Regions from separate parts of the Mus musculus genome. Here region 1 is linked to region 2. Evidence: chromatin loops called from intact Hi-C (ENCODE). Cell type or tissue: heart. All regions are shown on one strand. Each heading gives the region's core, and the rest is flanking DNA. Links, peaks and the distances in the headings are about the cores only. Region 1 holds the start of Nedd1 (neural precursor cell expressed, developmentally down-regulated gene 1). Region 2 overlaps Cfap54 (cilia and flagella associated protein 54).

The links. A loop is a pair of places that touch in the nucleus more often than their neighbours do. Peaks named below come from ENCODE experiments on the same cell type or tissue, not always from the same donor. Only the 100,000 strongest peaks of a DNase experiment are listed, where the experiment ranks them.
Region 1: a loop joins it to region 2, with 2.7 times the contacts of the local background. A loop is called at or near these places in 5 of 42 quality-filtered maps.

The regions. Positions count from the first base shown.
Region 1 is chr10:92,716,273-92,732,381 of GRCm38, reverse strand. It overlaps Nedd1 (neural precursor cell expressed, developmentally down-regulated gene 1), which reads left to right and starts at 9,964. Exons shown (of 15, transcript NM_008682.2): 1 at 9,964-10,059; 2 at 12,753-12,896. The coding sequence starts at 12,761. In heart, for the core only: no CTCF peak of the experiment used is centred there; a DNase peak (open chromatin) is centred at 9,961; H3K4me3 peaks cover 1,614 bases; H3K27ac peaks cover 1,868 bases.
Region 2 is chr10:93,004,581-93,020,689 of GRCm38, reverse strand. Cfap54 (cilia and flagella associated protein 54) reads left to right here. Exons shown (of 68, transcript NM_001347060.2): 20 at 4,079-4,255; 21 at 9,173-9,265; 22 at 9,490-9,675. Among named protein-coding and RNA genes, the nearest start is that of Gm40739, 62 kb to the left of the region's middle. In heart, for the core only: a CTCF peak has its summit at 6,046 (motif pointing right); no DNase peak of the experiment used is centred there.

The DNA.
Region 1 (16,109 bases), core at 4,999-12,998, 290 kb after region 2:
ACTTCAGCCTCTGTGAACCCATAGGAGACCTACTTTGTTGATTTTGTGGGCCGTGTTCTTCTGGTTTCCTTCATCCACTCTGACTTGTATAATTTTTCCTCACCCTCTTCTGTGGGGTTTTTCAATCTTAGAGGAGAGAGACCCAATGGAGACCTCCAGCTTAGACTTTCCCTCCCATGCCATCTGGCTGTTCTGTGCGCCTTTGCATCTGCTCTCATCTGCTGCCGGTGGAAGCCTTTCTGATGAGGCGCCAATCCATGAATGCAGCAGAACACTATTAGGAATAATTTTAATGGTTTCTTTTTCTTTTACCTTTTTCTTTTTCTTCCTCTTCTCCACTCTTCTCTCTTCCCCTCCCCTTCTGTCTTAGTCAGGGATTTTATTCCTGCACAAACATCATGATCAAGAAGCAAGTTGGGGAGGAAAGGGTTTATTCAGCTTACATTTCCATACTGCTGTTCATCACTGAAAGAAGTCAGGACTGGAACTCAAGCAGGTCAGGGAGCAGGAGCTGATGCAGAGGCCATGGAGGGATGTTCTTTACTGGGTTGCTTCCCCTGGCTTGCTCAGCCTGCTCTCTTATAGAACCCAAGACTACCAGCCCAGAGATGGTCCCACCCACAAGGGGCCTTTCCCCCTTGATCACTAATTGAGAAAATACCCTACAGTTGGAACTCATGGAGGCATTTCCTCAACTGAAGCTTCTTTCTCTGTGATAACTCCAGCTGTGTCAAATTGACACAAAACTAGCCAGTACACCTTCCCTCCCTTCCCTTTCTCTTCCCTTTTCCTTTCTCTCTCCCTCCCCTTTTCCTTCTCCCTCTTTCCTCCTCCTCTCTCTCCCTCTCTCCTTCTCCCTCCCTATATCCCGATGTAGCTAGAATCAACAGCGAACATCAGACAACTGTGAACTGCAGAAGGTACTGGGTACATACATGCCAGACCTGCTAGGCAGACTGAGGTCCAGCCATGAATGCGTACCCAAAGTTTTACATAGTGTTACAGCTCAATAAAACAGTCACTTTCAGATGATTCTTGGTGAAATAACTCCTGTGCTTTATTCCATGTGGATAAGGACCTTATAAACATTTTGTGAATAGGGTGGGATCCAGGGGTAAATGCTTCCCATTGGCTCAGTCTGAGATGTTAGGGATGCTCTGTTTGCATGGGGAAGGACTTCAATCATTGTCCCTACAAGATTGTCATGGCCCTCTCTGTGGGATGCCATGATCACATGCTCCTGAACAAGTAGAGCTTGGCAGGGAGCTGCCCCATTCCTGCCTTTCTCAATCCTGAGATTCCCCTGGGTTTGAGCCTCCTCAACCTTACCAGTTCTGTCTGCTGGCATGATCCACTTGCCCCATACACCTACTTAAAAGCTAGCATCCACTTTTAAGGGAGCACCTACCATATGTGGCTTTCTAGGGTTTGGTTACCTCACTCAGAATGGTTTGTTTGTTTATTTATTTATTTATTTATTTATTTATTTATTTATTTATTTATGGTTTTTCGAGACAAGGATTCTCTGTGTAGCCCTGGCTGTCCTGGAACTCACTCTGTAGACCAGGCTGGCCTCGAACCCAGAAATCTGCCTGCCTCTGCCTCCCAAGTGCTGGGATCAAAGGCGTGCGCCACCACTGCTCAGCTTGATTTTTTTTTCTTAAAAATTGCATTCTTTTTGCAGATTTCATTATGCAGTTTTTTAGACAGCTGCGTTTTAAAAATAAATCTGTAAATGTAGCATGCTTTCTTTATCCATCATTCAGATGAGATAACATTTACGTTGTTTCCAGTTTCTGAATATTATGAATAAAGTTAATCTGAATATGGGTGAGCACGTGTCCTTGTGGTAGGAGGAAACATCTGTTGGGTGTGTCCAAGAGGTGATAGCTGGCAGAGTTTCTCTATGTAGCCCTGGCTGTCCTATAGCTCATTCTGTAAACCAGGCTGGCCTCAAACTCAGAGATCTGCCTGCTTCTGCCTTCCAAGTGCTGGAATTGAAGGTGTCTACTACCACTACCAGGCAAGACTTTAGAGCTCTATTAAATGTGGAGTTGAGAAAAATAGACAAAATCAAAACCAAAAACCTTTCCCATTCTGTAGGCTATCTCTTTGTCTGATTGACAGTGTCTTTTGCCTTATGGAAGCTTCTCAGTTTTATGAGGTCCCACTTGTTAATTGTTGATTTTAGTGCCTGTGCTATTGGTGTTCTGTTCAGGAGGTTGTCTCATGTGCAAATGCATTTAAAGCTGCTCCCACCTTCATTTCTATCACGTTCACTGTATCAGGTTTTGTGTTGCTATCTTAGATCCACTTGGACTTGAGATTTACACAGGATAATAAATACATATCTAAATCGGGCGTGGTGGCGCACGCCTTTGATCCCAGCACTCCGGAGGCAGAGGCAGGCGGATTTCTGAGTTCAAGGCCAGCCTGGTCTACAGAGTGAGTTCCAGGACAGCCAGGGCTACACAGAGAAACCCTGTTTCAAAAAAAAAACAATAAATAGATAAGTAAATAAATATGTATCTATTTGCATTCTTCTACATGCAGACACACAGTTAGATGGGCACCATTTGTTGAAGATGCTTTTTAATCAGTGTGTATTTCTTGCTTCTTTGTCAAAAATCAGGTGTCCATACCTGTGTGAATTTATGTCTGAGTCCTCAATTTAAATCAATTGATTAGCATGTCTGGTTTTTTTTGCCATTACCATGCAGTTCTTCTTATTGCTCAGTAAAATCGGGAATGAAAACAGTCCTTTATTGTTTAGGATTGTTTTAGCTACTCTTGTTTGTTTGTTTTTGTTTTGTTATTCTTTTTTTGTTTTTGTTTTCCATATGAAGTTAAGAATTCTCCTTTCAAGGTCTGTAAAGAATTGTGTTGGAATTTTGATAGGGATTGAATCTGCTTTAGGTAGGATGGCCATTTTTACTAGGCTAGTCCATGAGTATGGGAGATCTTTTTCATCTTCTGATATATTCTTCAATTAATTAATTAATTTAATTACATCATCCACACACCTTTAATAAACCAGGAATAGAGAGATACTTTCTCAGCTGAATAGAGAACATAGTCATATTTTGCTAACTTTGATATTGATCATATTTTACATAAGAATGAGAAACAAGTTTTTCTCTCTTGAAGACCGGGAAGAATGGGAAATGTCGTCTCTCAACGTTCTTACATGGCACTGCAAGTATTAGCTGGAGTTATCACACAATTTAGTTTTTCAAAGGTTTAAAGTTTTGGTCATACAACTCTTTCACCTCCTTGGTTAGGGTTACTCCAATATATTTTATATTTTGAGGCCATTGTGAAGGGTATTGCTTTTCTGATTCATTTCTAGGCTTGTTTATCATGGTTTGTCATATGGGTACTACTATTTTTTTTTAAGTTAATCTTCTTTCCAGCCATTTTGCTGCAAGTGTTTATCAGCTGTAGGAGTTCTCTAGTGGAATTTTTAGAGTCACTTATGTATACCATCGTATCATCTGCAAAATAACGATACTTTGTCATTTCCTTTCCAATTTGTATCCCCTTTATCTCCTACAGCTGTTTTATTGCATGAGCTAAAAGTTCAAGTACTATCTTGAATAGATATGGAGAGAGTGGATAACCTTTTCTTGTTCCTAATTTTAGTGAAAACGCTTTGAGTTTCTCTCTATTTAATTTGATGTTGATTATAGGCTTGCTATAAATTGCCTTTATTATGTCTAGGCACGCCTCATATATCTTTAATTTCTCAGTACTTTTATCATGAAGGGGTGTTGGATTTCCTTAAAGGCTTTTTTTGGCATCTAATGAGATGATCATGTAGGTTTTTTTTTCAGTTTATTTATATTATGGATTACATTTATTGATTTTTGTATGTTAAACAATTTTTGCATCTGTGGGATGAAGACTACTTGATCATGGTGGATGATCTTTTTGATGTGTTCTTAGGTTCAGTTTGCAAGTAATCTATTGAATAATTTACAACTATGTCCACAAGGAAAATTACTCTGCAATTCTTTGGTGAGTTTTTATATGGTTTAGGTATCAGGGTAACTGTGAACTCATAAAATTAATTGGGCAATGTTCATTTTGTTTCTGTTTTGTGGAACAATTTGAGTAGTACTGGAGTTAAATCGTCCTTGAAAGTCTGATAGAATTCTGTACTAAAACCACCTGGTCATAAGATTGTTTTGGGGTGGGGTGGGGTGTTTGGGAGACTTTTAATCTTTAAATGACTGCTTCTATTTCACTTGGGGTTATAGTTCTATTTAAATTGTTTATCTGATCTTGATTTAATTTTGGTAAGTGGTAACTATTGAGAAAATTATTCATTTATTTTAGATTTTCCAACTTGGTGGAGTACAGGTTTTTAAAATATGCTCTTATGATTCTATGAATTTCTTCTGTGTCTGTTCTTATGTCCCTCTTTTCATTTCTGATTTTCTTAACTTGGATTCTCTCTGTCTCTGTCTCTGTCTCTGTCTCTGTCTCTGTCTGTCTGTCTGTCTGTCTGTCTGTCTGTCTGTCTTTTAGTACATTTGGATAAGGGGTTGTCTATCTTGCTGATTCTCTCAAAGAACCAACTCTTTGTCTCACTGATTCTCTGTATTGCTCTCTTTGTTTCTATTTGATTGATCTTATCTCTCAGTTTACTGTCTACTTCTTGCTGTTGGCTCCTCTTGGGTGTCCTTACTTCTCTTTGCTCTACAGCTTCCAGGTATGTTCTTAATTTGGTAGTATGAGATCTCTCCATTTTCAGTCTTTCTTTTTTAATGTATGCACTTAGTGATATGATCTTTGCTCTTAGGACCATATTCACTGTGTCTCATCAGTTGAGGTATGTTGTGTCATTTTCATTGAATTCTACAGTCTTTAATCTTCCTTCCTTCCTTCCTTCCTTCCTTCCTTCCTTCCTTCCTTCCTTCCTTCCTTCCTTCCTTCCTCTCTCTCTCTCTCTCTCTCTTTCTTTCTTTCTGTTTGTCTCTATCTGTCTGTCTTGACCCATTTTTCATTGAGTAGAGAGTTTATTAGTTCCCATGAGTTGGTGAGCCTTTTGTTGTTTCTGTTGTTGTTGATATCCAGCTTCAATCCGTGGATTAGGATGCAGGTATTTATTTTGATCTTCTCGTATCTATTGAGACTTGATTTGTGTCTGAGTATGTGGTCAGTTTTGGAGAATGTTCCATGAGCTGCTGAGTAGAAGTTATATTCTTTGGTGTTTGGGTAAAATATTCTGTAGATCTGTGTTTGGTTCATTTGGTTTTTCACGTTAGTTAGCACCAACATTTCTCTGTTTAGTTTCTGTCTGGATGAGCTGTCCATTGGCAAGAGAGGAGTATTGAATTCTCCTGCTTTCAGTGTGTGAGGGTCAATATGTGAATAAAGCTATCGTCATGCTTTTTAAAAATTGTGCCCTTGTGTCTGTGACATAGATGTTAAGAATTGAAATGTCACCTTTGTGGACTTTCCTTTTGATGGGTATGAAGTGTCTTTCTCCATCTCTTTTGATTAACTTTGCTTAAGTTTGCTTAAGTCTATTTTGTATTAAAATGGCTACAACAACTTACTTCTTAGGTCCATTTGCTTAGAATATCTTTTTCCTACCCTTTACCCCAAGGTAGTGTCTGCCCCAATGTTGCAGTGTGTTCCTTGGATGCAGCAGAAGGATAGATCCTGTTTTTGCATTCATTTATTAATCTGTATCTTTTTATTGAAGAACCATTGATATAGAGAGATATTAATGACCATTAATGACCAAGGATTGTTAATTACTGTCATTGTTGTTGTTGGTAGTGGTGGTGTGTGTGTTGGGGTGTGTTTCTCCTTTTGTTTTTGCTGGTCTAAGATTATTTATTTTCTGTGTTTTCACAGGGAACACAATGATAGGGGGTGGTGGTGTGAGCCTAGGGATGGTCTGTGGGATCTTAGGAGGTACAGACAGGAGGTAAAGGCAGGAGCCTTTTGTTGTTTTGTTGCAGAGCTAGGGTTGATATAGTGGATTGTGTCTGAAGAATCAGAGAGAGTAAAACCGGTCAGCTTACCTCAATTATGTTGATCCTTGTCATCAATCTTGTATTTCAGGAATAAAACTTATTTGGTCATGGTGCATAATCCCTTTCATATAATATTGAATTTATTTTCATGTAGACATACACGTTTTATATATAAAGGGGTATGAGTTTATAGTTGTTTCTTTTAATGTTTTTTTTCTAATTGTTAAAACCTGAGTCATATTGTCTTTAACAAATAAGATTAGGGTATTCCCTGGACTTCTTCCTAATGATTGTGTTTATTGGTATCATTTCTTATGCTAGAACTCAAGAGCTGCTTAGGCTAGCCTTAAGCTTGGATTTCTTGCTTGCCATCCTCCTGCCTCAGCCTGAAATTGCTGATGTACATCACCAAACCTACATTGATCTTTAGGCTATATTTTATTTGTCATTTGGTTAAATGTTTTTTTGTGTGTGTGATTTATTTTTAGTTTGATCTAGGATTGTCTAGGACTTACAGTTGTTTAATTCTCAGATGTTTGGAACTTCTCTAGTCTAGTTCTATGATTAGAACTAGGCACTAGAAGATGTGAGGAGCTGAAAGGCCAGGAAAAATTCAGACCCCCTTGCACTGAGAATGTAGGTTAGCCAGTTCAGTGACTCTGTTCCAGGAACTCGACAACCACAAAAGTTAGATTAAAATCTTGATAACAATCTTGAGAAGCAGGGAGTTTCTCCTTGTGATTTTTAGTACCCCCGTGTGATTTTTCACTGGTATGTTTGGCATTTTCTAATAATGCCCTCCTTACCCCCTTGGGTTGTGTATTTTTCCTTTAAATAACCCCTTTCCCAGCTACTCGGGGTCCACAGTCCTCTACCCCTGCATGGTGTATGACTGAGGGCCCCTGAGCGCTCCTGGAATAAAAAGTCCTCTTGCGGTTTGCATCAAGGCCGTTTCTTGTGAGTGATTTGGGGTGTTGCCTCTCCTGTGTCAGAACATGGGGGAGTCCTCACTTGTGGGTCTTTCACTAGTTTCTTTATTATATTCTATTTATGTTTAGCATTTTTAGGATTAGAAAACCTGGTCTGTAAGACACATTCTTTTCAAAACCTATTACAACTTGCTTCATTTTTCATCCTTTTGTTTACAGATATGTTGCTGAAGAGAATGGTAATCTTGCAATAGTTGGGGGAGGGTAGAGTCCTCTGTGAATGCAGATATTTGGAAGTATCCCAACTTTCTACATTACTCCTGTGGTTCCCCCTCCCCCAGATAAGAATGAATTCTGTTGAAATTTTCAACAGGAATGGCGGATATGCCCCTGTGATGGCTATCGGTTGTCAACTTGACTATATCTGGAATGAACTAAAAACTGAAGCCATTGGGGCACATCTATGAGGGATCTTTTGAAGTAGGGAGACCCACCCACCTTTAAATCCAGATCACTTGAGGTCACAAGACCACCTTAAATCAGAATCACTAGATCTCAGAGGACACACCCTAAATCTGGGCCACACCTTCTCCTGGAAGCCCAGGAAAGGAACAAGCTTGTTGTTTAAGCAGACAAATGCTTTTGCTCTTTGCCTGCTTGCCCTCACTCTACTGGCAAGTTCATTCCTTCACTAGTAGTAGAGCCTGCTTCTTCAGGATTCTGACATATATTCAAGACTGGCTGAAACATCAAGCAGTATGTACTAAACAGCTACTGAATTCTGGGACTTTCCATTGTCAGATTAGCTGGACTATGGCCTGTGTCTTAGTCAGGGTTTCTATTCCTGCATAAACATCATGACCAAGAAGCAAGTTGGGGAGGAAAGGGTTTATTCGGCTTACACTTCCATACTGCTAATTCATCACCAAGGAAGTCAGGACTGGAACTCAAGCAGGTTAGGAAGCTGGAGCTGATGCAGAGGCCATGGAGGGATGTTCCTTACTGGCTTGCTTCCCCTGGCTTGCTCAACCTGCTCTCTTATAGAACCAAAACTACCAGCTCAGAGATGGTCTCACCCAAAAGGGGCCTTTCCCCCTTGATCACTAATTGAGAAAATGCCTTACAGCTGGATCTCGTGGAGGCACTTCCCCAACTGAAGCTCCTTTCTCTGTGATAACTCCAGCCTGTGTCAAGTTGACACAAAACTAGCCAGTGCAGCCTATAAGCCACTCAAATAAGATTTTCTATAAATATCGTCAGTTCTGTTCCTGTAAGAGCCCTTGCTAAAAACAAAACAAAACAAAACAAAAAACAAAACAAAACAAAACAAAACAAAACAACTTTTGTTTTCAGTTAATGTCTTGCATTAAACTCATACCAATACTTCTGCCCCAGTTTCCTGGGTGTTGGGATTACTAGAGTGAGCTATTGTGCCCAGTTTATTTACTTTTATTGTTATGAAACATCTCACTTTTAATGCAGGAATAGTCTTAGTGTCTACCTTTTCCCCCCACCACATAATCCAGTCTTAAGCTTTCTTGCTGGTTTCAGTGTTAGAGAGTTGTGTTTTCTGCTTCAAGCATTCTTTTCTTCATGTGTTCCAGTTCTCCCTACTTAGATCTCAGCATTTTAGGCCAAATTCCAGGAAAAAAAATCAGCTAATAACACCAAAAGCAGCTGCAGATTACACAAGGCATATACTGCTTGCTCCCCGTCTTCATTTTATGGTTGTTCCTCACCAGCTTCCAGAAGCTGGAGAGACTTCTTTTTCTCCTAGGGGAGGTGGGGATTGGCACTTCTTAGGTTTCCAGTTGTTTTTGATATGGGTTCAGATAACTGGGACATTATGTATCCAGTTGAGAAACACATCCGGTGTGCACCTGGGACAAAGGAGCAACACTTTCCATAGGAACATGCTATCAGTGATGGAAGTAAGAACTCTCAACAGAGCAATCTTTTAGCAGGAATGTTGGGAAAACTCAGTTCATTGGCCCCTTTCTACCATGAAATACATTTCCTTCAAAAACAAAAAAACCAAAAAACCACTGAGTTGGTGTTCATGTACCTGAACAGCAGCATGTGAAGCTGCGGATGTGAAGATGGCTAGCTCAGAGGCTGAAGTCACTACTGGGTTTGTTCTCAGGGTTAGGGTTCGTTTTGGGTTAGATGTTCCTCTCCTCTGCTTTCCTCCTTTTCCCTCCCACCCCTTCCTTTCTCTTCCCCTCCTTTCCTTCTCCCACTCCTGCCACAATTTCCTCTCCATTCCCTCCCCTCTTTGAAACTGAGTTTCTTTGTATAACCGTCCTGGAACTCGTTCAGTAGACCAGGATGGATTTGAACTCACAGAGATCCCATTGCCTTTGCCTCCTGAGTGCTAGGATTAAAGGCTTGTACCACCACACCCCTTTGAAGTTAGATGTTTAACCTGCAGCTTTTCTTGGCTTCCTCTCAAGTAATCCTCTCCTAAACCAACCATGTTAATTGCCTTTATTATGAGCGTTCTTCTTTGTGATAACTGTGACACCTTTTTTTGTGGGAACTGAGAGTTGCCCGTGAATTCCCCATCTTTTATTCTTCTGTTTTGTTTTGTTCAAGACAGAGGTTCTCTGTGTAGTCCCTGGCTGTCCCGGAACTCACTCTGTAGACCAGGCTGGCTTAGAACTCAGCAGTCTGCCTGCTTCTGCCTCCCTAGTGCTGGGATTAAAGGTGTGCACCGCCACTGCCTGGCATTTTATTCTTGCCTTCCCTTTCCCTACAGAAGTGTTAATATTAACTTCCTAACTAGACTGTAATCTCCAGCAGGCTAGGGAACCTGCGTGTTGACTGACCTCTTGTCCCTTCAAGCTAAACACAGTAAGTGCACACCCACAGCCTAACTCAGCGCCTGGCACACAGTAGCCAGCAAACAAATGAGTGATAAAGGAGCAGTAGCTACAGGCTAGGATATCTTCCTCTGCACCGCCCCAGGGTGGGAGGCCACCCAGCACCCCCGCGGGCTGAGCGCTCGGGGCACCGCCTTTCCCGTGACGTCATGCGAGGCGGGACTTCCGGCCGCCCAAGTTTAACAGTCCAGGCGGGAGCCGGAAGCGCAGCGAGGAACGGGTGGAGCTGGGCCTCCCCTGTGGCCCCACGCTTGAGAGGTGAGGTTCCGCCTGACAGGGAGGCTCTGTGAGCGCGGTGGCCTTGGGCCGGGGACCCCCGAGGTCAGCCTCTTCGGTCCTGCGTTGGGCGGCAGCGGGCGCGCGCGCGCGCTGGAAAGTGGCCGGGGACCGGGCAGGACAGGACAGGACAGGACCGGGTCGCGGGCCCCGGATTTAAGGGCCAAGCTGCCCCGAGCGGCTCGTCCACCCCGACTCCCGGGTCTGGCTCGCCCGTAGCTGCTGAGCGCAGGCGCCCTGGGCTAGGGGTGCAACTCCCGAGAACTCTTCTTGAGCAGAGAGTGCAGTTGGTCGCTGTCGCTCTTCTTTCCCGGGATCCTCTCCCGGGGACTGATGTCAGAGCCCAGAAGCCAAGCGAAGGGACTGTGAGAGGTCTCCGTGAAGTCAGCCTCACTGAAGCTGTGTGGGTCGCTTAACTCTTCTGAAGAGCCTTGATCCACTCATTGCACCACACTGCACAGTAGGCTCCTTGTGTGGGGTTAGGGTAGCAGCAGCTTGCAGCTGTTTACTGTTCTTCAGAGTTCAACTTTTCTACCCTGTGTTTTTCCATGGGCCGGGGAACAAGGGGCATTGAGTAAGTGTTTTAGTCACCAAATAGAAACATTGTCTACAATTCAACAGGTGACTCTGCAAGTTTTTAGCCTCACCTACTAGGGGTCCCTTCTAACTCAGAACCACCCCACACACTACTGTATCCAAAAATATGCACAACAAATAACTGTTTTAATCCTTTCCATAAACTTTATTTATTTATTTATTTTTCCTCTTGAGACTCAATGATTTCTGCCTTATGCTTTTTAGTTTGTCCTCTGGAACCCAGATATGTATGATGCTTTTGTTGATGATGTGGGGGCGTGTCTTTGACCACTGTTGGCCTTTAACCTTGGTTAAATTCAGCCCCCTATGTCACCAGATGGAATCAATTCAGTGTGTTGTAGCTGCCGTAGCATCCCTTAAAAAAAAAAAAAAAAAAAAAAAGTAGGGCGTGGTGGCGCACACCTTTAATCCCAGCACTCGGGAGGCAGAGGCAGGCGGATTTCTGAGTTCAAGGCCAGCCTGGTCTACAGAGTGAGTTCCAGGACAGGCAGGACTATACAGAGAAATCCTGTCTCAAAAAACCAAAAAAAAAAAAAAAAAAGTAACCACTTTTTATTAGACTTCAAGTATCAATGAAACTGTGTTGACCTATAAAAAGAAACATATTTTGTGTGGCTACCATGGATTAAACACACACACACACACACACACACACACAGGAACACTATGGATTAAACACACACACACACACACACACACACACACACACACACACACACACAGGAATTAAAAACTAGCATCTGCTTGTGCCTTAGTTTTCTCCATTGATTTTATTTCTATCTAAACAAATATCGGTTGCAACCCACTTCATTCAAACTCATTGTTAATATATCTAATGTCTTCAGACAGGCAATAGGATAAATTGAATTACCAAGTTTGTTAATTGGATAGTAGTATAGTACTCTTTTTTGTTGCTGTTTTTGTTTGTTTGTTTTGTTTCTGAGATAGGGGTTTTCTGTGTAGCCCTGGCTGTCTGGAACTAGCTCCACAGACTAGGCTGGCCTCAAACTCACAGATCCACCTGCCTCTGCCTGGGATTAAAGGCGTGCACCACCACCACTGCCGGCCCTGTAATAATAGTACCATGGTACCACCCATACTGAGTGTGAGAGCATATTTCTCTGCCTTTTCTCTCCTCTGTATGTTTAAATACACCGTCTTTCACAGTACTGCTGCCCTTCAGAGTGCTTGGAGCAGCCTCTCTGCTTTCTGTCTAGACTGCCTTGGCTTGTGGCATCATTCTGTCAGATTTATGTGCTGGGAACATCACACTGAATAAAAAGTCAGAGGTCTGGGACCAAGAGTTGGTTTTAGGATACAGTGGCAACTTATTTAACTTTGTTGTTAATTTTAGAGTTTGGAAAACTTGGCACAGTGGGATTCAGACTTCCAGGATGGCTAGATTATAGCACATTAAAAAAATATGAGAACATTACTTAGTTTATTTCCCTGCGGAGTACTTAGTATGGATCAGGAATATTTCAAAATTCCTGTGTGAGGAGGCGGGCATTGTTATGGGAACAAAGAAGAGAGTAGAAGTTCCATGAACAACATTGAATTGGGTGCTAGAATATAGGGTAGCTGCTGATAAAGGGTGGGTTTTGCCACAGTAGGCGGGGAACTTACCTTTTAGAAGCAGAGATGTTTTGAGCAGAGGCCTAAATGATAAGGAGATGGTTTTGGGGGAACATGGGGAGCTTTCCAGGTAGAGGGGGGCAGCAGGTGAAGAGACACTAAGTGGAGGATGGGCTTGGCTTGATTCATAGACATGAAGAAGGCCGGTGTTTAGATCTGGTGGCTCAGGCAAGATGTGTAGGGCAGCCACATTGGCATGTCTGTCCTGTAAGGAGGAGGAGGTTGGGTTTCTCGTAGTCGCAGAGGGGATTCTTGGAAGGATGAGCTAAGTGTATGTGATTGGCTGGTGTTTGAGTCACTCATACTTTCTGTGTGTGCTGCTTGGTAGAAAGGTGGACAGAAATGGACAAGTAACATCCCTGCCTTAGATCAGGGGGCATTTCAGCTTTGAAAACTTGCTTTTCCGTAGTTGTGTTTTAAATAATGTTCTGAACTTTTTATAGGCCCAGTCATGCAGGAAAACCTCAGATTTGCTTCATCAGGAGATGACGTTAAAATATGGGATGCTTCGTTCCTGACATTGGTGGATAAATTCAACCCTCACACGTCACCGCATGGAATCAGTTCAATCTGTTGGAGCAGCAATAGTATCCTTTAAAAAAAAAAGTAATCACTTTTTGTTAGTTTTCAATGATCTGTGAAACTGTTGGCCCATAAAAAAAATATTTGTGTGGCTACCTGAGATTTAAAATAAAACAAAACAAAAAACTAAACCAAAACAAAACAAAACAAAAAAACACTGATAAAAATAATCCATATGCGTGCATTCTATTTTTCCCTGTTGATTTTCTTTTAAATTTGTAGTTGCAACCCACTTCAACCTCACTCTAATTTTCTGAATACAATTAGTCTTTAGATGCAGGCGGTAGAATTAGTTATATTGTCTACAGTTACTGAATGTGTGGAGTTAGGTAAGACTAGCAGAGCACCTATGAGACTTTACAGTGAGGGTTTTGTTTTCCATCTCCATTTGGATATTTGTGAGTCAGATGTGGAAGTCCGTGAGCTTGGGGGTATAAGCGGGGTGGAGAGGAGATTCAGAAGTCGTCGTGTGTCATCCACATCTTACTGATGACGTGCTCGGATTCTCCTCTCCCATCTGTGAGGAAAACAGCGTCGTTTCACAGTAGGCAGCGTGGGTGTAAGTTCCCTGTGTTGGCTGTTCGAATGGGGGATGAAGGGAACCTGAAAGTTAGGGTTCGTCAGATGTCATTGACATTTTTTGGGGTGGCGATTCAGTGTTATGGGGTCTCTCCTGGGCACCGTAGGGTGCTAGGAAGTGTCCCTGGCCTCTACTGCCCAACCACGAGAGCCTGTAACTCCTAGTTGTGCTGATCCAAATGCCTCCTGAGCTAGACTCTCCTGCAGTTGGGGACCTCAGTGGCAGATGTAGCGCTTTTAGTTCTCTAGATGTGGAAATACTCTGCCATTGGTGTGCTAGAAATGAGTCTTCTGTGAAACACATACCGTTTTGATACAACCATGAAGTGTTAAGAATTGCCTAGATTTTACCAGTATCACAGTATTAATACTCTCCCTAATGAAAGGGAAACTGACAGGGCTTTGAAATATGACTGATTTATGAACAAACATATTAAGTGTTTTTAATCTCAAACGACTGTTCTTACACATACATAACAAATGACAACTTTTCTTATTGAATTACATTTCCCTCTTGATCATTCCTCAGTTTTTGCATGCAAGCAGTAAGACCAATTACTTGGATACTCTATTAATCAGATTGTGAAGGACTCTCCAGCCTGTCATGTGGAAACTATTTTAAGGAGAGTGGCAAGCGTCTGAAGTTGGGCCTCACTATTTTTAGGTTTTGATTGTATTTACAGCTTCACTTTTTTTTTTTTTCTGGGTCCCTTGAAGAAAAGAAACAGTTCTTAATAGGATGTTTTTTTGTTTTTTTTTCCTGCTTATCTTTGTTTTGGGGATTGTGACCAGTACAAGTGCATTCCGTAGTGTGGCAGTGAGGCAGTGCTGTGTGACTTTGAGAAGCTCGTCTTGTCTGTGTAGAGAGCTTCATGTTATCTGTACTCCTAATGAGGCCATGGTTTAGTTACTACTGAAAAGCAGAGTTCCAGACACAGCAAGTCAGGGCCCCAGTGCATAAATTCCAAGAACAGGTTAGTATGAGGTGCCAGGGAAGTTAGTTTCCTTTATTCTTTTGGTTTCCATACTTCTTAGGACTTCTAAAATTACAAGAAAATGTAGAAACTACCTTCTCCTCTCTTACCTTCCTTCCTGTGGTTCTTTTTCTGTGGTAAACAGAAGAAGCCAGTGGCTTTCCACTGTGGCGATATGTTGGTAGAGATTATTTTATTTCCCCTAGAAATGCTGTGTGTGGATTGCCCTCTAGCTCCACTCAGCACTTGCAAAAGCAAGCCTGTGGTTATATTAGGAGAGAGGGCATTGGCGACTCGCTCTGGATTTCGGCACTGTGCTGATTCATTTGACAGTCCACAAGCCAGAGAATTGGACTCGGTTCTTATGAAGATTGGTACCTGTTGATGGCTTAGCTGCTACTTGGAGACTCCATTCTTAGGGTAGAAGATGATACTCTTAGCCTTGACTCCAGTGGAGTTCAGACCTGGTTCAAACTAAATAAACTTTCTTATCTTTTTAAAGTAGTGCTCTGTCTGGGGTGTAGCTCAGTTGGTAGAGGCTTGCCCAGCAGGAGTGAAGCCTGATTGGAAGCATGATGTTAAGTCAGGCACAGTGGTACACACCTGTAACCTTAGCCTTTGCAAAGTGGAAGCAGGAGGACCGGAGTTTGAAGGTTGTTCTAGGCTACAGAAGCCCCCCAAAACTTGTGATCTAGTCATAAAATACCAGGATACTCTGCACAATGTCAAAATAATGGAATAAGAATTACCTAGCTGCTTCCGTTGTTTCCATGCATAGACTTTGCTTACTAAAAGTAGAAAGTCTAAAATTCCTATGCTCTTTGCTGAACCTGATGAGCTGACCCAGTCGGTGGGAGGAGAGAATGACGTCTGTGAGTTGTCCTCTGCCTTTCACCCTTGGAATGTGATGTGTGGATGTGCGCACACACATACAAATCAATGTAAAGCACTATGATATTTTAACGTGCTGTGACTTTCCAAACCAGACTCTTATTCTTGGTTAAATTATTTAATCATTTTGGTTTAATATATGTTGTTTTATACTTACTTATTACCCATGTATAATTAATATAGAGTAAAATAAAAGTTTTAAGATTAACTGAAAATAATTCAAATTTGCATAGCATACATAGATTTTATTTGACCATACCCAATCATGTTTACTATATGCTCTATAATATTCATTAATAATATATTCATAGTTGAAGCGTCTACAGCAGTGATTCTAATCCTGAGAAAAGAACAGTCTTCATTTTTCAGTTGGAAGAAGTAGGAAAGTGATGTGGATGCTGAAGATGATACTGAGCGCTTGATCGATAGAATAGTCCCTCAACAGATTTTGTATATGAAAAAGCTGATTATTATTTCTGTTTGTTGCATTTCTCATGTTCTCACATCTGAAAGGGTAAACTTAGACCTGGCCCACTCTGGGAAGGGAGTAGTGTTTCTCATGGGCTAAGTATCTTTCAAATGATAGCGTAGTCAGAGGGATGGTTATCCCTGCAGACCTGGAAAAGAGAATCAGTAGTTGGTAGCCGGAATCATTTTGAAAGCTGGTATATGAGCCGCATTTGTGTACTGGTCTCTATGCTGGCTTACATGACTGTGCTCCTGAGACTGTAGTTGGGTGTCCCGGGTGCCCATGGACTGCTTGATGCTGCTTAA
Region 2 (16,109 bases), core at 2,783-10,782:
CCTGGCTGTAGCATCCTGTCTCTAAGCAAAGGAGCGTTATGGCCGAGCAGATTCATGTTTACTATTGGGGCAGGGTGCAACTGTGTGATCCCATTTTGGGAACAGAGCTAAGAAGGAAACCAGAACCACTGGAAGTTCTAATACGTCCTGGCTTTAACATCTCCAGAATTTATGCCTAGAACTCTATCCTGTGAACTTAACTGGCAGTAACTGAGTTTATTTCTTTTTCTTATATTTGGAATTTCAGTTGGCTCGATCCTATTTGTTTTTCTTGAAGTGTTTCTTTTTTCCTGAGACCTGTTTTTTTTTGTTTGTTTGTTTTTGTTTTTTGTTTTTTTTCCTGAGACCTGTTTTTTTTTTGTTTTTTGTTTTTGTTTTGTTTTCCTGAGACCCCCTCAGTTCTTTCTGTCTGTTCTGTACTGGTTTTCCTTGCGGAAGAACAGAGATCTTTCTGATCCTGACCCCCCTCTAATGAGATCATGGTTTGAGCCTCAGGTTTCAAACACCGACAGCAGATTTTGGCATAGTTACATAGTAGAGATTTTTCTAAAGGTAAAGTGTGGAGAGCTTTATTTGGTTTGTCTTCCTAAAGGTGTTTGGGTTTCTTGTTTGTTTGTGTTTTGGCTTAGCTTTGCATTTGGATGTAGTAGCATGGGATACAGGAGCTGGGGTAGGGTTCTGGTTCTGCTACTGATTAATTCGATGTCCTGTGTTATTGATGTCCTCTTACATCTTGAAAATATTCATCTATTAAAGGGAGGCTCTTAGGAAGACTTGATGAAATGGTGCACATAAAATTCTTAGCTCAAAAAAAAAAGGGCTGGAGAGAAGGCTTACCTGTTAAGAGCACTGGCTGTTCTTGCAGAGAACTTAGGTTGAATTCCCAGGACCCATATGGCAGCTCACTACTGTGTGTTACTCCGGCTCCCAGCTCCAGGAGGCGGCGGGGGTGTGGGGGAGGGGAAATGCAGCATCTTCATCCAGACATAAACATGCAGGCAAAATGCCAATGCACACAAGATAAAAATAAAGAGATCATAAAAAATATTCTTAGCTTTTGGTACAGGGTGAACATCCCGTACCTATTAGCCATTGCCATTATAATCGCTATCACTATTAGCCTGCTCTCTACTTGCATTTGGCTAGGATTATTATCTGAGCTTCGTCTGTATTCGTCTTTGCAAGACCACACATCATGCCCCACGCCTTCTCTCGATTCGTCTTTGAAACCACGCTGTTCATTCTCAGCAATGGTCCTGGCCAGGTTTCTCAAGGGAAGACGTAACCTACTTCTCATCTCCTTCTGAGGTGCACGCCCTCACGATGGGACCCAGACACACCCGAGGGAGGGCTCGGAGATGGATAGCGATCGTGACACTCCATCAGCGCAGCTCTGTGATCGTTGCTTATGTGCATCTTAATCATGCCCTCAAGATGGCATTACATCTCGCCATTAGTGTTCTGATGCACTGTGGGTGTGAGGCGTGTGACAAATGGATTTAATGTCAGCCTGTCTTCATAAGCACTGGCAAACTCTTGAAGAGAGGCAGGTCTCATTTTCTCTGATGAAAAGTACAGGCAGAGACATTTATATTTATACAGAATGTCTTAGGGCCTCAGTTCACGCCGCGCACTACCACTCAGATGGCCATGGGAAGCACGGTTGCTGCCTTGCTGCACCGCTGAGGAAGTCCCCTCGCATTGAGGGTCCTGGCTAACCTCTGTCTTCAGTCAGTAAAAGGGTCATTCCTCCCTTTAGGTTCGGTAAGCCCTTCTAATTTCCAAGGGCTGTCGGGAAAGGGAGGTTGGTTAGCTCTTTTCATCACGTGACTTGTCTGGGAACGCAAGTATTGAACTAAGACTTGGAATGGTTGTCCAGATTTTGCAGTTGTGAGACCTTGGTTTGCTAAAACATTGTTCTAGAAACACCCCTTTAAAACTGAGCCCAGCGGGTTCTGTGACTTTTTCCCTCTTGAGTTCTCCACCTTCCTTCCCCCTCAGATACTTTCTCCTCCTGTGTGGTTGAAGACCTTAAACCATCCCTAGGCACTTTCTCCTGAATGAACTCTCCCAGCAGCTGCAAGAGGAGCCTTCCCGAGTTGAGGCTTTATTTCTAACAGGCATTAGAGTTTGCCTTGAGTTCTGTTATGGAATTTATTTAACCCAAATCTAGGCCTTAGGTTTTTGCACGTTTCTTTCACTACTTTTTGATACAAACGTTGACATTCCTGTTAACATGGTTTAAATTGGGCCACATAATCTGAGCCAGAAATCTCCTCTTAAAGTTGGCCAAGACCCAGTCAGAGTGCTTTGAACGCATCCGTTTAAAGTGCATTGTAGTAAACGCGCTTCTTCGCCATCACAGCCCTGTGTGACTTTCATTTAGAATACAACGACTGAATCCAAAGACATAAACCAAGTATTGTTCCCATCACCAGGGCATTCAGAACAAGGGATGGCCATCTGGGTCTGCAGATAACATACGACACGATACCCACTGAAATGAGATTAGCGAAGACGAGTAGGAAGGGGTGCTCAGAACCCAGGGCTGTCAGAGATGTCAGTGGAGATGATGCTCCAGGAGGTCTGGAACCAGCTGACAAGATGTGATGCTTCTGGGAAGGGAGGAATGCACAGAAGTGAATGGTCTTAGAGGTTTAGGGTAAATAGAGGGGTAGGTATAGTATCTACAGAAGATTCAGACAGAAGACATGTTCACAGCCATTACAAAAATTCCTGCAGAGAAGTTTGCCCTTCAATAGGTCTTAGAGGATGTTTTCAGAGTCAGGAACAGAAGTTGATAAAAACATCACTCCATGTCCAGGCATTTATTTAGCGGGCTTGAAATCCAGTGAGCTCCAGATGTGATTCTTTCAAACCCTACATGCCCCCTGTGAGAGAAACAACACAAGCTTACTGGAGCAGAATGGGAATGCCTGGGATTTGGTAAACAGGCATTGGTCGCAGGAGATTCTCTTTCGCATTTGTCAACAGGGCAGAGCTTCTAAAAGCAAGGGAATGGTAGCCCTCCATCTCCTTTTGGGCTCCCCTGGAAACTTCCTTAGTGGTTCATTGTGAGCACCAAGAGTGCTATGCTAATACTCGGTCTATTAACTGAACTTACTATTTTAAGGATGCTAACGATTTTTTCCTAGTTTATTGGGTTTCTGAAAATTAGTCGTGGATATTTAAGATGCTCAAATACCTTTAAAAATAGTTATGACTTTTATTTTAAGTGTATGAGTGTTTTCCTGGATGTAAATATGAGCACCCAGTGTATGCTTGGTACACACAGTGGCCAGAGAGGCCATTGGATCCCCTGGAGCTGGGATTACAAGAGGTTGTGAACCAATACATGGGGGTTGGGAAGAAATGTGGGTCCTCTGGAAGAATGAACTGCCAAACCCCTCTCTCTACCCTGTTTAAATATCTTATAAAAATAAAGACATATGTCTGTTCTGCCTATGATTATCGAGACTAAAATATTACTATTATTATTTTAACTAGTGTTATTAGTATTGCGAGGAAGTTACACATCTCTGCTGATGCAGCTCATCTGACTTTAAATATGGTTTAGCACTGATAGTTTGGTATTGTCTCTGTATCAGAATCACAGAATTGACATCTTGATGATATAAACTCCCAAGGACACTCCTTTGATGAACCACATGTATCAATAGTCTTTATTTCTTGAGAGTCACATTGCAAGTTGTACTAAGAATAGGATTGTGGCTTATCAGTGCAAATGCAGGTATCTGTGTTATGAATTTTCAAAGCACAATAAAGTCTGATGGTAGATATTTTGTGGATTTAAAGACAAAATGCCCCCCATTAATAATATATGGCCATTGCATTTAGACATACGCGTCTGTTTCCATCGAAGACGTTCATTTAGTAGTCTTTTTTTTAATAGTCCTACAAACACCAGCCCATGATCCATAGTGACATGTGTATGTATGCCTCTGGGATTCAAGAAACGGTATATAGAAAGAGAGCGTTTACCACAAGAGAATTCTGCAAATATAGAAAAGGCTCAAGCTCCTGAAATGTATTTTTCTATTTTCACACTTCGTTACAGGAAGCGAATGCCTTAATTGAGAAGGTCGAAGCAGAACAAAATGCCCTATATTCCTATCAGAAGTTCTTGGGGAGCTCAAAAATAAAGAAGAGCAGAATTCCTCCCCCACCCATCCTGCTGGCCCGGACTCACTGCTCTGTGACCCTGAAGCCCGCGCCGTTCATCTCAGAGGTTAAGGTACCGTGCCCTCCCAGGTGCTGCCCCCACGCCACACGACCTAAGCGCTCCCGTGACTATAGTAACCCTTACCACTGTCGCTCTCAGGACCCAAATAATCTTACTTATAAGCACCAAACACCAGATATTTAGTATTTTCATGTCTTATCTATACTTAATTTATTCATGATATTCTCCCTTTATGAATTGTCTTCTAAAGCTATGTCAAACACACGGGAAGAGAAAAAACAGTTCCCTCTGTGTGCCTTTGTCACAGTGAAACTGTGCTCAAGGTAGAGAGCTGAAGCAGAATCAGACACTGGAGGAGGCTGTCTCCTCCGAGAGCCAGCGTTGGGGACAAAGCAGCAGGACACAGAATTTGAAGGTTGCAGGTCTAGAGATTCTGTGTATATTCTCCCCAGGTCATTGTGGAAACAAGAGACAATGGAGATGTCTCTTCAACTGCAAATCTTTCAGCATTTATTAGAACGAGCCTCATCTCCCATCCCCAAGTCCCGGACTCGGCCTAAATGGGAATACCTCTTGGGATTTCATTTCCTAACAAGAAATCAGCTCCAGCTAGTTTATATTTTAAATATCGCTCTTTTAGGCCCCCTTTGATGTTGGGCCACAATTCATTCCTATCTTTGATTATCTTTAGGGCATTTTGCACACAGAGACTTTGAAGTCAAGCCTATATAAGTTTACAATTCTAGCTCTGCTGCTAACCCACAGAACAACTTTACAAAGGCCAAATACAGTTTCAAGCTTCTCGTTTGTGAAGCATGTTTTTTTTTTTTTGTGAAAAGAAGCCAAGTGAGGGAGTGCTGGAGATGTGTGCAGTTAGTCGAGAGTTTGTCCAGCACCGATGAAGTCCCTGCTTTGTCCCTTCAGCCGCACAGACTAGGTGTGGTACCACAGGCCTTTAATCTCAGCGCTTTGGAGGTGGAGGCCGAAAGATCAGTTCCTGGTCATCGCAGGCCCCACAGCAAGCTCGCAGCCAGCTCGAGACATTTAAGAAGAGAGAGACTGAACTAATATATAACATTATTAACATTAGCCAACGACTTTCATTTACTTTTATTAAGCACATGAAGTAGAATTTATCAAAACAATTACTGGAGTTATATAGTCTGGATTGCATTATTTTGTGATTTTTTTTTGTTAATTCAATACAATGAGCTTTTCTTTTCTTTTGAATGTCTGTCTGCTGTCAAGTTCTGTGTGAGTTAACAGGCACCAAGTTAAACACGGGTGCGATGTGACTCATTCTTGAGAGTGATTTTTAGATGGATGGAATGGACTTTAGCTCAATGGGCGTGATCTTGTAGATGGACGTGGTGGACTTTAGGCGGATGGGCGTGCACCTTCGATGGATGGTTGTGGACTCCCTTGAGAACAGTTTTTGTCACTTCTTTGTTATTCTGTCTTTTGAAATTGGAGGAGAAATAGCATTTATCTCACATACGACTGCTGCTGTGAGGATGTTTTAGGACTAGGAGTTCAATTTTGGAGATTTTGGAAACCTGTGCTAAGAGTAAGGCTTCGCTGGTTTTAGAAAATTAGTACAGAACGAGGGTTATGCTATTTAGTGTTTGTTTTCAAATATTTTGGTTTAGCCCAAACCATTATTTGTTTTCAGTATTACTATTTAGTGACAGTTTTATCGTATGTTGCATGAACATAGGAAGACATTAGCTCCTTATATTTGACTTGTAGCTCTCGTGCTTTTTAAAGGCACATATATAATAACATTTATGTAAATTAGTTATTTGGAGAATTGGTTCAGGAAAGTTTGCCCGCTGCTTCCTCTCTATGACCACTAGGTGGTGCTGTGGGCTCATGTAAATTTTCTGGCTTGCTGGTTTGGCCATCTTTTGTCTCTGTGAAGCCTCCTCCTAAGCCATTACTTCATTAAAATCTGTTTCTATAGTTGCAAATGCTAATGTTACTTACATTGTCTATAAAATCTTATTTCCAAAGTTAGTGATTTGTTCACACCGTCTCTATTCTTATGTAGATTCTAATTACACATTGCTTCTTTGTGTTACACAGACTGGGAGCAAAATAAAAATATAAAATCTGCTTGTAATAATGCTTTTAGAGAGAATTTGCTCTTGGTTTTGTGTGGTATAATTTAGAGCAATAACAATCTGTCATGCAACACAGTCTTTCTGCACCCCGCCGGCTCCACTTCCCCCCCCCCCCCACGGAAAGTGTACTCTTTCTGTGTGGGTAAGCAAGGGATGCTAAGTCCGTTATTTCTGAGTTTGTGTTTCCTTTTCTTTCATCTGACCTTTACCTTTGTCCTCCAGCCTCCAGCCCCTCAGCTCTCTTCTTTCTCTCTCCTCCTTCCTGCTCATGATGGCTGGCACTCTTAATTAGTCACATGTATCATAATCACCTGAGAGCCCTTCTCTGGAAGCACAAAGGATTAGACAGGTATACCAGAAAAACCTCACTTGTTGAAGCTAGGCAGCCTTGGGTAGCTTGGCTAGTGGTCATTTTAGAGAGCATTCTATTCTGTACAAACTACTCTTTTAAAAAGCAACCTAGAAGCTGGGCAGCGACTGCCAACAACTTTAATCCCAGCACTCTAGAAGCAGAGGCAGGCGGATCTCTAATGAGTTTGGGACCAACCTGGTCTACAGAGTGAGTTCTAGGACAGCAAGGGCTACATAGAGACACACTGTCTCAAACAAACAAACAAACAAACAAACAAACAAACAAACAAACAAACTAATTAACAAACAAACAGCCTGGAGTGGAATCGGGTTGAGAGCCACTCATGGAGATAAGATGCCAGTTCTTGCTTGAGTCAGTGAGTTTTCTTCAGGTTTTCTTGCACACAAAGGTTGTACGAGTCTCAGTGCCTCACCTCTCTCCCAGCCCCTGTTGATTTCCTCATGTGTTTATGTCACATGAACGTCTTTTAGACGCGATCCCTTTTCTCATCTTGTCCCCTCAAGATGAAGCTGTCTTTGGCATTAATGTCTGGGTCTGTTTGCTCTGAGTTAAAATGCTCTGGTCTTTCTGCATCTCAGTTCCTCAAGACAGTAGCAGTTCCATCTCAAAGGAATGGAGTGAATATTAGCCGCAGGATCTTTGACAAAGATGCCTAACACATACGCTGGAGAGAATACAGCCTTTGCAAGCAAATTGTGTGGGCAGGACCAGGGGTCCATATGAAGAAAAATGAGACCAGAGTCTTAAACCTTGCTGTAAAAAATCAATTCAAAATAAGTCAAAGATCTTAATATGGCACCTGAAACTTTGAATTTTCTTTGGGGGAGGGCGCCTCAATATCTAGGCACAGGCTGTATTTGAAGAAAACTTTGTGGAAAGGACTGGGATAGCTCAGGCCAAAGAAAGATTTGACAAATGTGATTGCATGACATTACAGAACTGTGTACAGTCAAAGATGCAATCTGGTGAAGAGGCGGTTTATAGAAGGAGAGAAGTCCTGGCTAGTCATGGCACTGACAGAGGCTTAATGTTTAGATTATATAAAGGGCTTAAGTTTGGGGCTGGAGAAAGAGTGCAGTGGCTAAGAACACTTACTGCCTCTTGCAGAGGACTCTGGCTTGGTTCCCAGCACCCACACCAGGTGGCTCACAAATGCCCATGCCTCTAGAAATGGACAGACAATTCTCAAATGAGAAATTGAAAGTAGCCAATAATCATATGAAAAATGTTCACTATTCTTAGCCACTTAGGCAAGCCACCTAAAGCAGTGCTGAGATCCCGCCTCATTCCAGTCACAAGAAAACAAATAACAACAAGTGCTGGTGAGGATGCAGGCAACAGGAGCGCTTACACACTGCTGGTGGAAATAGAATTAGTTCCCGTTTCTTTGCATGGTGAAAATTAGGGTCAAAAGTCCCCAGAAACAAAAACACATTGTTACTGTATCACCAAGTTCTGGGCTTGTAGCAGGCAGACATTAAGGGATGCTTACATGCCTATGTTTTTAGCCATATTCACAATAGTTAAGTTTTGAACCTGCCTAGGTGTCCATCAACAGACAATGGGTGAAGAAAACAGAATACATCCATGATGAAGTTTCACTCAGCCATAAAAAGAATGACTCATGTTGTTCTTTAGGAAAATGGCAAAGATCATAAGAAAATGAATCAGACTCAGATAGACAACCAGTGCACGCGTCTCCCATTCTTAAATTCCAGCTTTTCTGTAGACACATTGACGTATGCATGCATGCAGGCTACGGGAGCAGAGGGGAGACTGGGCGAAGGAGTGAGAGCAGTAAGAGGGGAGGAGAAAGTGTGAGCGTGGTCACAGTGCATGGGGTACTTGTCTGAAATGTCTCTGTGGGACCCATCACTGTGTATAGCGGATATCGAGGGAAGCACATTCCAGCTTACTAATGTCAATCAGCAATAGTGATTAAAGTAGGCAATGATGTGGGCCTGGGGGTGGGCGTGGGGAAGGGCTCGGTAGGTAAAAGCGCTTGCTAAGCATACGATCTGGGTTCCAATCCCCAGAACGTATGGAAAGGCCAGGCATGAGAGTTTGTAATGCCAGAGTTCCTATGTGGAGCAGGGAGGGTGAGCTGGGAGGAGCGCTGAAGGCTCGTGGGCCAGCTAGTCTGTTGTTTTTATGTGGGGAAAACAATGGTCCTATCTCAAACAAGGTAGAAGGCAAGGACCGACAACCAAGTCTTCCTTCTGACCTACATACATCACACACACACTGGGTGTGTGTGTCTTGATTGTCTCAGGGAAGCAAGCCCCATGTTTGTCGTTACTTTGTCAAGATGTCGGAGGTGCGTATAAGCTTAGACCTTTGCAGTTTAACACACGAGTATAGTGTACCATTCTCTTTGGAAGATCGTTGATTTTGCTCCATCCAGATAGAGGAGGCCGAATGCTGTGAAACAGAGCGCAGAGCACAGGTGACAGCTGCCTCTCTCCCCTCCAGGCGTCCTGGTACTGCATCTTGGGTTGCAAAGCAGATGGAAGCTATGGGAAAGTAAGGCTGAACAACAACCACCTCCCAAACTCAGGAGAAGCGGTACGTATGTCACCCCCTCTGTCAGCAGGCCTTATCAAAGTCTTATTAACCACAACGGAGAGTGCGTTCCCCCTATGAAGTCATTACAGCCGTGGATTGACACTAATTCCAACTCGAGTCACAACTAAGCTCCCACAGCGAAGGAGAAAGGTTTATCCAATTATGTTTTAATAGTCACACTGCCTTAATTTTCTGAGTAAAAGCTGAAATGTTTCCGTTCACAGATACCAGCCGATGGCAGAAGCTTCTTTGAAATTAAAGGTTTGGAAACGAATGCACAGTACTGCTTTGCGATCGCTGCTTACTCGTCCAGCGGGAAACTCATTGGTGATGCTATTGGGGAGACAACGAAACCAATTCTCATTTACCCGCCTCTCTCTGCTGTCACCGCTCGGATGTACCTGACACAGGTAGAAGAGACGGGTGCTATTATCCTCTTTTTTTTCTGTGAAGTGTTTGCTAAGTAATTTCCAATGGAAGAAAGATCAGAGTAGAAACTCCACAACGCCTGCGATGCATATTTTCCCTGATTGCCGCTTAATTCATGAAACATGAATCGTTACTTCCCCCGTTAGTGAATTTGCCTTCTATAGAACATTTCCCCCCAGGAGCACAAATGTAATTTTAGACGTTTTGGGAACTATGGCAATGCATATAAATAAATGCTATCTGTTACTACCCAGAGTAGCAGATCTCACCCTGGGGCGATGTTGTCAATGTCTCGTGACATTTTTGGTTGTCACAACCTAGTGGGATGCCACTGGTGTCTGGCGAGTAGAGGCAAGGGGGATGCTGATAGAGCAGAATACAGTGTGACAGGGACGGCCTTCTGCAACAAAGAAGTACCCAACACATGCTGGGGATGTAACTCAGGAGTAAGAGAATCCTTGCCCGGTGTGCACAGGGCTCCAGGTTCAATCACAAACACTGTGGGGGGAAAATCCGATACAGCATGTCAGTAGCAGCAGAGTGAGAAACCCACATCTAGAGACTGCTTTTCATTTTATGTACATCCATCTATTTACCTATTGGCCATCTTATCTATAATCTATCTGTCTATCACCAGTCTATCTACACATGCATATATATATATATATATACCTGCACATACATATCAATTTCTATATATTATTCTTAACCATATATACTGTTTTATATATTTTCATTTAATGAATAATTTTTTCTTATTAGATTAGAAAATTTTCTATGAAGTACTTTTAATGATTTTTATCTTATTGAAATTGTTAATTATATAATCCCCCACTTCCCTCTCCTTCTCCCAACCCTTCCCATGCCTGCATGAGGTTCCTTTGAAGAATTTATGGCTTCTTTTATGTACCACTATATTGAGTCTTGTGGACATGTTGTAGTATCCTTAGTAATTCCTTACTGCTGGACTGAAAGTATTTTGTTAGTATATATATATATATATATATATATATATATATATATAAAGCTAAAATACACATTACAGCATGTAAATCTTTAACTGCACCCATGGCTGCTTCTTTTGAGGATAAATTTATAGGAAGGAACGTATCAGGTCAATAGATAGAGATGGACCCAAGTTCAGAGTCAAGCTCTTTGTTGTAGCCACGTGGTACCGAGCAAGTGACTCCATCTGTGAAGTGAGAGCAGTCAGAAGATGTCCACAGGTCTTAGGAACGTCAATGGAGCTACGTTTGTCAACTGTTTAACCATAGCGTCTGTCTCTCAGTGAACACACTGAGTACCATTATCAGTTATAAAGCTACTCACAGTTAACCTTCTTGCTGAGGTAGCATGTCACCCATGAGCAGGACAGAGACCCGACTCATTGACCCAGGTCTGAAGTATTTAATTTAAAGCCTGTTGCTGGTCCTAGAGTGGATGGCTTTTTAAATTGTATTGTATTTCTATTGTGTGCTGCTATTTTTTCTTTTAATAGTTGATTAGTATCATAAGCTGAGATCTCACAGGCCTTTTATATGATCACATTTTTCAAGGAAAATTAAATAGAGAGAATTGCTAGGATTCATCTAGCACTGGTGTAGTGTGTCACACTGCCTCATGGTTTTCTGGTATCTTGATTTCTTCAGAACTTAATATATTCCCCAATTTACAGCCGTGGAGTTATTGTGAGGCGTTGAATATTTCATCAGGACCTAATTTTTCTCCAGGGAGTGGTTTGACTCTTGGGTTCCATTTGGCAGAACTTTCATAGAAAGCTAATAAAGTGAGGTCCAGGCTACATCCCTGGGATGATGAGAAGCTCCGTGGGGGCAGTGACCTGCGTCTCCTTATTGACACTCTATTTGCAGTTCTTTAGGTCACCCAAGAAGGCTGATGGGTGCTCTCCCACAATGCCAAGTGGCCAAAGCGGGAATCTCTCACTTATTAAACCCCCTTAATTCTTACATTCAAAGATTGGGTTTTTATATGTTCTAGGTTAATATAAACCTTTTTTTTTTTTAAAAAAAAAACAAAACAAAGTACAATCCAGTTTTCATGACAGTGGTTAGGTTTTTAGTTTTAGGGACAACCCTGTTCATTAAAATATATTACCATAACTATTAGTAGTAAAAGATGAGCTATTTCCCCAAATGTTTCTGGTTAGCATGGCCTTGGGGGGCGTTCAGGTTGTAGTTTTATTCTACATTATTCTATAAACATCAATACACCTTTACACCTATCCCGCCATTGCTAATGGGCACAGCTTGCCTCGGTATCTTTGCTCTTGTGCACACGCGTCAGGGAACATACAGACACCTCTTTGGCATGTTGGCTTCTTCACCTTTAAGTGTCTGTTCAGTAATGGGGCTGCTGTTAAGTCTGTTTAGAATTTCTATGGTGCTCTGCAAACTAGCAGCGTCAACAGCAACGTAGAGGGCTGGCTCCCTTGCCCAAGTCCTCACTAACACTTGCTGCCAAACATCTTTTTGATAATGAACCACCTAGGAGGTGGGAGGTGATACATCACATGGTTTTCCCAAGCATCACTTTGGTGACGTATTCAGCCTTAAACAATGGGGAAACCTATGGACAGGCCTGGGGGACATGAAGGGACTAAGCCACAAGCCAGTCACAGAGAGATGAATGTATGAGCTCACGGATGGATGGATGGATTCTAAGAAAGTCAAGTTCGAAGAGGTAGAGACTAGGAGGGTGGATACAGATGTCAGGGCTGGGGATGGGTAGGGAAAGGAGAGACGTCGTTCAACAGGCATTTAAGTTAGAGGTAGGCAGGAGAGAGTTTTAATACTTAGTACTTGGGTACCTCAACAAGTGGAAGAAATGACTTTAATGCCACCAGTACAAAGAAGTGTACATTAGAGATGATAAATATGCTAATTAGTGCAATTAGGTCATTCCATGATGTATATACTCACCAAAACATCACATTCTCTGTTATACATACATACATACATACATACATTCATACACACTACATACATACATACATATATTCAATTACTATTTGTCAGCTTAAAATAACTCTAAAATTTCATTGTTCCCCTCAGACAGTAACTCTTTGTGATGAAATGAGGAATTTCTTTTGATAGTTGAGGAAACAGATGCATAGAATCCCACTGTATTCCAGGCAGGACATTTTAGGCAGCATCAGCAACATCCCTAAGCTTCCTTAGGTAGCAGACCGTAAGTCTGGCTCTTGGACCAGTGCATCTCTGTTTCTTGTAACTCTGTCCTCATTCCAGGAGCTCTGAGCCCACTCTTTAAGAGCAGCATCACTATGGAGCCCCCCCCTGCCCCTGTCCCCTGTCTGCTCCCTGTCTCCTCCAGGTTCCATCTCTTCCCCTCTACTGGACATACTTCATTCTCTTGGGCTCTACGCAGCTGTTGTGTCAGCAGGTCTTCCTGGTGGGATGCAGCAGAGTCTGAGGATGGAAGATGCATGCGTTGTCACAGTCTTCATCATGACAGTAGGGAGAGAGCTGTTGCTCACACAGTTTCCCATCTCACACATGAGTTCATCGGAACCCATTGCTGTATGAATGTCTCCTTTTGCCCACGAGTTTTCAATTTGAAGGACAAAATTATGGGCGATTCAGTCAGCATTAACTGTCCACTTGACAGAGCCTAGAATTACCTAAAAAAAAAGGAGACTCTTCTCCAGCAACTGTCTTTATCAGGTTGGTCTGTAGATGTGTTTGCAGGAGTTTGTTTTGGTTGTCTTAACTGATGCAGGAGGGGCCAGGCTGCAGGCGATTGGTGCCGTTTCCTGGGCAGGTGATCCTGGGCTGTATAACAGGAAGTTAGTTAAGGAGGTGCCAACAAGCAGTGCTCCTCCATGGTTTCTGGTTTGGGTTCTGTCTACATTTCCTGCTCTGACTTCCCTCAAGAGGGACGGTGGGACCTGGAGATGTAAACTAAAATAAACCCTTTCCTCCCCAAAGTTGCTTTTTATCAGAGTGTTTTTATCACAGCAATAAGAAAGGATGCTCAAGCAATAGGTAAAAAAAAATAAGTATATTCTCTTAGGAGTTTCAGATCCTTTCTATTCTCTTTGCCTATCTATTGATGAGCTAATGTCTATTTTTTCCCCATATGTTTTCTTTTTCTTTTTTTAAAATATTTTTTATTAGGTATTTTCCTCATTTACATTTCCAATGCTATCCCAAAAGTCCCCCATACCCTCCCCCCCCACTCCCCTACCCACTCACTCCCACTTTTTGGCCCTGGCGTTCCCCTGTACTGGGGCATATAAAGTTTGCATGTCCAACGGGCCTCTCTTGTGCTAAATGTAAGATCATCGCTCCTTCCTGTGAAACATCCTTTTTCACTCGTCTAGATCGTCACCACGGTGGTGACTGAGCGTAGATAATTTTACTTTTGGTTTCAGCTAAGATCCTGATTGTATACCAGGGAGCCAGCCTGGCTCAGGTAAGGCAGGCATGAGCTGTGGAAGGCTGCGCTCCAGGCAAGGCTACACTTTGTGTCTTTGATTCTCCCTGCACATACATTTTGCTCGACTCTCTGAAGATTGACTTTCTCTGTTTTTGAGAGAAGAATGGCAACTCCTTAATTCTAACCACCCAGGCGGCCAGCAGGCACTTACATTTGAATCCAAATTCCCAAGAAAGGATCTGATTGGTTTATTCAATTTAGGAGAGTCTGATTTTTGTCTCTCAGTATAGATTGTTATAAATCCACTCTCATTCTTTCCTGTGGTACCACATCTGGGCAGCCTAAGTAGAAGTTCTGTGAGCTCACCTCTTTTTCTTTTTCTTTTTCTTTTTCTTTTTCTTTTTCTTTTTCTTTTTCTTTTTCTTTTTCTTTTTCTTTTTCTTTCTCTTTCTCTTTCTCTTTCTTTTTCTTTTTCTTTTTCTTTTTCTTTTGGTAACAGCAGAAAATTTCAATGTCTCAGCCAGCATGGACCTTTTCTAGACTGATTGTCTGACTCTGGAACCATCTAGTCTGCTTCTGTTTCCACTAAGCTAGTCCATACCTGATAATATCCCCCCTCCCTTCCCTAGGAGTTTCTTGCCTAAGTGATACAAATTTTAACCAGATTCTTCTTCTAAATAGTGGGCCATCAGCCTTGACATCAGAACTAAACTATGCGTGAAGTCCATCTTGCTTTAGAAATATCCAACTTGAGTCAGGTACTCACCCTGGCAATACACAATGCTGTATCACATAGCTAAATTGGTCAGCATCCTCCTACAGCAGGGCGTGGACATTACTAGAAAAGGATTTTTAGATTGAGTAAACAAAACTTTAAATAATTAGTCTGCCCCATGTACTCCAAGTGAGGGATCCTAAAATCCTAGTATGTAGAAATGTAAGTTGGTACGATGGGTCCCACCATCAGAATGCATGATTCACCAGGATCCAAGGATTTTGCCTTTATCTCTCTCTCTCTCTTCATTTATTTTTACTCTACATCTCAATTGCCACCCCTCATCTCCCCTCACAAAGCCCCTCCCCCATACCTTCTCCTATTCTCTTCTGAGAAGGGGGAGGACCCCCTGGGTACCAACCCACCCTGGCACCTCAAGTCACTGCAGGACTAGACAATATCCTCTCCCACTGAGGCCAGACAAGACAGCCCAGTTAGGGGAACAGGATCCTCATGCAGGCAGTAGAATCTGCTCCAGTTGTTGGGGGACCCAAATAAAGACCAAGCTGCACATCTGCTCTTATATATGTGTGGGGGTCTTAGGTCCAGCCCATGTATGCTCTTTGGTTGGTGGTTCAGTCTCTAGGAGGGCCCAAGGGTCCAGCTTAGTTGACTCTGTTTGTCATCTTGTGGAGTCTCTAACCCCTCTAGGTCTCCCAGTCCTTCCCACAACTCTTCCACAAGACTCCCCAAGATCTGTCTACTGTTTGGCTATGGGTTTCTGCATCTGTTTCAGTCAGCTGGTGACTGGAGCCTCTTAGAGGACAGTTGTGATAGGCTCTTGTCTGCAAGCATTGCAGGCTATCATTACTAGTGTCAGAGACTGCTTCTTGCCCTTGGGGTGGGTCTCAAGATGGGACAGTCATTGGTTGGCCATTCCCTCAGTCTCTGCTCCATAGTTCTGGGTGATTCTGGTGGTCTGGGGTTCATATGGTGAGACCTCTTGTTTTTAACAATGTAACAAATCATGGTGGTGGGAACTGGGTTAGTGACATATAGGTAGACTAGATGCCGGGACATGGTGAATGCTGAGGGACAAATATCTGGACTGCGGCAAGAGGAATGAAAGTTAATGACAGTATTCAGTAGGATGATGGGGGTTGGGGGGAAGGTGAGATCTGAAGAGACCTAAAGCAGGATAGTCAGCGGTTCTCCCGGGAAGAACATCTGGAAGATGGAACAGCTGGAGCAGGAACCCTAAGATTTTCAGGTGTCCTCCCACTC